Regions from separate parts of the Homo sapiens genome. Here region 1 is linked to region 2. Evidence: chromatin loops called from intact Hi-C (ENCODE). Cell type or tissue: chondrocyte. All regions are shown on one strand. Links, peaks and the distances in the headings refer to the core of each region. The heading gives the core; the rest is flanking DNA.

What was found. A loop is a pair of places that touch in the nucleus more often than their neighbours do. Peaks named below come from ENCODE experiments on the same cell type or tissue, not always from the same donor. Only the 100,000 strongest peaks of a DNase experiment are listed, where the experiment ranks them.
Region 1: it touches region 2 in a loop (2.2-fold over the local background); 7 of 110 quality-filtered maps call a loop at or near these places.

Annotation. Positions count from the first base shown.
Region 1 is chr2:67,290,976-67,293,914 of GRCh38, forward strand. No RefSeq gene overlaps it. Among named protein-coding and RNA genes, the nearest start is that of LINC01829, 77 kb to the left of the region's middle. In chondrocyte, for the core only: no CTCF peak of the experiment used is centred there; no DNase peak of the experiment used is centred there.
Region 2 is chr2:67,401,276-67,404,214 of GRCh38, forward strand. ETAA1 (ETAA1 activator of ATR kinase) reads left to right here. Exons shown (of 6, transcript NM_019002.4): 4 at 1,587-1,699; 5 at 1,950-2,939. Among named protein-coding and RNA genes, the nearest start is that of ETAA1, 5.4 kb to the left of the region's middle. In chondrocyte, for the core only: no CTCF peak of the experiment used is centred there; no DNase peak of the experiment used is centred there.

The sequences.
Region 1 (2,939 bases), core at 248-2,747, 110 kb before region 2:
CATGTTAGAGATTAGTATTAAATAATTAGCAATCGGACCTTGAGTAGTGCCATTTTGTCTTTCTGCATATGGATTTGATCACTCTCTACCCAAACCCAAGAAACTTGATATTTCATACAAATTATACTCGGAGCATAGCTGCATTCAGCCCACAATTTCTAAGTTGCCTGAGACAGAAATGTATCAGCAAAGAGTCTAATGCATAGCTTAAAATGATTGATTCAAGACTAAATCAGCAACGCTAATTTCTTGCAATGCTAGTTACATATGGTTGCATTAATATTCTCTTCTCAGAAATCCAGCTGAGAATCATTATTTAATGAAAGGCTTACAAATTGCATCCTATTTAACAGCTTTCATTGCAGATTCTTTTGTAGAAATGCAGAAAACATGTAAGTGACCATGTAAATTCTATGTTGCATTTGCAATGTGCTGGGTAATTTTCTTGATGTATACATAAAATATAAATGTATATGTGTGTATAATGCATTTATATGTATGTATTTTATATGTATACCTATATATGATACCTATACATTACCTATTACATAATTACATATAATATTTTATATAGAATATATTATATATATGTCAAGAGATTATTCTGATTGGTGATTTCTAAATTAACAAATTTAAAGGATAGATTAAAAGACAGGGATTAGAATTTGAGTTTTCATTATCAAACTACCCTAGGTTTGAACACTAGCTACATAATTCATTAAATGTATGTCCTTAACCAATTTTATTCTCTAATGTTTAGTTTCCTCATCTTTAAAATAACAATAATAATATCTACTTCCCAGAGTGTTGCTATAAAGATGAAATGAAAACAAATCAAGTAAAGTATCTCACACAGGACAAGAGCTCAATAAACATTAGCTCTGTTTCTAATGTAAAAACAACAAAAAGAAGATTTATAGCTTGTTACAGAATAAATTGCAGTGTTTATGAATTTGTAGTTATTGAAGAGTTCAGCCTAAGTAGGGAGATGAACCAAAGACCTGTGGGTAGTCTGGAGACAGATTGGAAAGGAAAAAAGTTTATAAAGGCATTCATGTTTAAGCAGTAAATATGTTAGAGTTTTTCTTTAAGGCCAAGATAAACTACCTGATTTCAATTTTATGTATATATATATATATATATATATATATGGTCATATATGGTTTTTATATAAAGTAATATATATTATTTTTGCTACTTTGATAACTAATGTTAACTAAATAGTAAGTTTTCAGGTAGAACATTACAATAACTTCATATTTCTTACACTTGAAAAATTAACAGGACACATGGTGGGGAACAACACACACTGGGACCCGTCAGAGGGTGGAGAGTGGGAAGAGGGAGAGCATAAGAAAGAACAGCTAACGGGTGCTGGGCTTAATACTTAGGTGATGGGTTGATCTGTGCAGCAAACCACCATAGCACACATTTATCTATGTAACAAACCTGCACATCCTGCATATATACCCCTGAACTTAAAAGTTGGAAAATATGTATATTTGATTAAATATATATATCAAATATATATTTGATTTCATTATTTCAGGGAGGTATATACAAACATATATATAATGAACTTGGCTTTTCTCTCACCAAAAATCAGACAAAAAATTTTGCACAAGCAGAATCATGAACTTAAGTATTTGGGGGTAAACATTTTTCAAAGTAGCCACTGAAATGGATAGTGGAAGACCAATAAACCCTCTGGAAAGAGTGTGAGGAGACAAAGGCCCCACATACTCCATCAAGAAAGTAATCATCAATTTCTCTGTAAGGTTTCTAAAGGGAACACCAGAGAAATTTCATATAGTAGAATCCTTATTAGTAAAAAAATTGTGGCTATCTTGACATTTGGCCACTTCATTAATTATTGTGATTCAATTAAAGCAGTTTTTTAAAGACAGGAGGAGAGTTGACTGATTTTTTCAATGAATTAATTTTTGTTCAGCTTAAATATTCTTATTATTTTTGTAATCATTTAACAACATCAATAACAGTCACAGTTTTATTTGTTTTATAGAATGCTTCCCCATAGGTTATATTCTTAACTACCACAATGGCATTTGAGCTCATATTGTAGACTTAATTTTTTAAAAAATGAGGCTGAGAGATCACACGACTCCTGCAGATTTTCACAGTGCATAAATAGCAACTCCAGAGATGTCCCCACACAAGCATCTCCTTTCTGCAGAATTGTCCGGGTGTTTTGGGCATGCATTCTTCATAAGTTCGGTATTTTAAAATCAGAAGTGAGTCAATGACAGACTTTCTTTCTTTAAAAAGGAAAAAAAATAGTGATTTTTAATATTTTAAATTAGGAGTAATTAAAATGTCCTACAGAAAGGCCTGTGCTGATTCTAACTTTCACTCAGTGAAATTGAAATAATCTAACTCCAGAGGAAGCTTCAAGCAATTGAAAGAAGCCATGAGCCTTCCATTTAAACCAGTTCAATGTCCATCTCTGGTGTCAGAAACTTGAAGAACATTCACATTTTCCATTTGCTTTATCAATAGCTACCTCAATGTTTCTAAACTATCCATCACAATAGTGCTTAGGTAATTAGACAGAGGCGCTCTGGCACTGTATTATTTAAACATCATTTCCACGCAGCACAGTCAGCCCTACCATGTGCCATTATTTTGATGGGCTTCTCATCACTTAAATGATGAAGGAGAAAAATTACAATTTCCTCTAAATTCATTTGTAGATACTTGCACAAATAATGTTTGGCTATGATCATCATAGTGAACACTGGCTGTATGTCAACTAAATCCTTGGAGAGAATTTTAGCTCAATTGATGGTCCTAGTTAATTTCCCATAGGCAATTGTGAGAACTCTCTTCTTTCAAAGTTTGTTTTTTTTTCTTCTTTTTTTAGTGTTGGAAATCCCTTGCAAATTCACTTATTTTATTGGTTCTTCTTTTATTTCATTATC
Region 2 (2,939 bases), core at 123-2,622:
TGTCATGTTCTCAGAATGACAAATACTTATATTGTTTATTTTTAGGTGAGTCATTCTCAAATCATTTAGTTTTAACATTTTCAGAGATAGCATTTTTTTAAATATGCGCTTTTATTTTGGTTGGACAGTCAGTTCACTTTTTGCAGGGATACTTTTATACAATGTTGTTTATTTGAAGATGGTATGTATCTTCATTTATACAGCTTTGCACAGTATACTTTTTATAATGAAATGAAGTAATGCATTTAGATACCTTATACAGCACCTGGATTATGGTTGAAAATCAATAAATTATGTAATTATTCATGAAGAAATATGTAATAACATGTATAAATAGTATACAAACATACATAGGACCCATGTATATGTAAAGTTGGGTACATAAAGTCATAATTTAGTTCTCTGAAAATTGAATGAATTTAAAATTACTTTTGTAAATGGCAGAGTTCATAATTAAGACTATGATTGTCTTTAAATTCAAGATTGTTGAAATAAAAGGGAAAATATATTGAGTCTGAAAGTGAAATTACTGATTTTCTTGAGTATTTGCAAAGCTAAAGGCAACTAGGTTCAAGTTGACATTAAGAAAACTTTTTTGATTCATTGAGGATTTGAAGTACCAAACTGTAGGGATCTTTTCACCTAAATCTTCTAGTAAATAAATGTATACTGACACTGGTATGCCCAATATTGTGCTGGATGCTGAGTTATTCTAAGAAGAGTCCTTGCCTTTGAGTAGCCTATAATCTAGTAGTAAAATTATTTTTTAAATTGTGTGATATTTATGTTCATTCTAGGTACTATAAAATAGAGTGAAAATGGTTACTTGATTTGATTTGTTGGTTTGGTTTGCAATTAATGCCTAAAGCTCATTCTGTAATTTTTTTGTGTGATCAAGTGACTGAAAGGTACAGCAAAAGTATCCAGGTCTAAAATGCCTTTTTTCTGTATATTATCTGGGCTAAACTTTTCTGTTTTCTCTATTTTTTTATTCTTATTCCTGTCTCATTCTTAGCATCAGTTCTAACCTTGCTCTTATCTCTTAATTCATTCCTGATCTTAATTCTGAGTGTTCTTAATTTAGGTCAACATGGATTGTCCAACTTTAGATAAAGATTATAATAAGGATAAAGAAAATTTGGAGAAACAGATGATACAGAAAGAATTCCATATGTATCTCCTCTCAATTCTGATGATTTCTGCCACACAGTTTCTGACACTAATGTTTTTATAAGTATCTTAGGACAATTAAAATGTCAATTTTCTTTTGATAAAAACATGCTTCTGTTATTAAATGTACATTTGATAAATTTAATTCTTAAAACAATATTTTTTTAAAATAAGCAATTTGTAATTCTGAATGTTTTCATTCTCTGAAACATAAGTGGATCAATTATTGTAGCTTATTATTGCTATCTCCCAACTTCCTATTGTTTTTGAGTTTGGTAAGTGTTACCTCACCAGAATTTAGGAAATTAATTCAAAATCATTAGTTTTTATTGTCTTTTTTCTTTCTTTTGTTTTTTTGGAAGACGGGGGATGCTACACTGGTACTTTATACCTCTTTTTTTCCCTATCTGCCAAAGGATGAAAAACCAACAACAAATTCTATGCTGGACATGTGGATTGGTGAAACTGCTATTCCTTGTACTCCCAGTGTAGCAAAAGGAAAATCAAGAGCAAAAATCAGCTGCACAAAGTAAGTTAAGACTTTTCAGCTTTTCTGAAATTCAGTGAAGCAAATATTTTTTGATAATACTCCATTTTGGTTTTGTGAATATATCAAAATTTTTGTTAATAAAATTTCCACAGTTTTGATCTATCAAATTTTGGAGTTAAAATAATTATAACTGTTAAAATCTTAGAGCTTTAACATCAAAATATGTTAAATAACAGTTGGATATAATGTTTCAGAACATTTTTAGTTATTTTTTAATCTTGTTTAATAGGTTAAAAACACAAAGTCAAGAAGAAGAACTTATGAAACTGGCTAAACAATTTGATAAAAATATGGAAGAGCTAGATGTGATTCAAGAGCAAAACAAGAGGAATTATGATTTTACCCAGATGATTTCAGAAACAGAGATTTTAAGTAATTATAAAGATAATATACAGATGTGGTCATTACATAATATAGTTCCCGAAATAGATAATGCTACAAAAAAGCCAATCAAAGGAAACACCAAGATATCTGTGGCAAATAATCAAAATAGCAGTCAGAAGCCATTTGACCAAATTGCTGAAGCAGCCTTTAATGCTATTTTTGATGGTTCTACTCAGAAATGTAGCGGACAGTTAAGCCAAGAACTGCCAGAGGCTTTTTGGAGCACCAGTAATACTACCTTTGTAAAGACAAATGCTTTGAAAGAGGAGAAAATCATTACTAATGAAACTCTGGTCATTGAAAAACTGTCAAATAAAACCCCACGATCACTTTCTTCTCAAGTAGATACACCCATAATGACAAAATCATGTGTGACTTCCTGTACTAAGGAGCCAGAAACTTCTAATAAGTACATTGATGCATTTACTACAAGTGATTTTGAGGATGATTGGGAAAACTTACTAGGTAGTGAACCTTTTGCTATGCAAAATATCGACATGCCTGAACTCTTTCCTTCTAAAACAGCCCATGTTACTGATCAAAAGGAAATTTGTACCTTTAATAGTAAAACTGTTAAAAATACGTCAAGAGCAAATACAAGTCCAGATGCCAGGTTAGGAGATTCAAAAGTATTACAAGATCTTTCTTCAAAGACATATGACAGAGAATTAATAGATGCAGAATATAGATTTTCACCAAATTCAAATAAATCAAACAAATTATCCACTGGAAATAAAATGAAATTTGAGAACTCTTCCAATAAAATTGTTATTCAAGACGAAATTCAAAATTGTATAGTTACATCTAATCTGACAAAAATAAAGGAAGATATTCT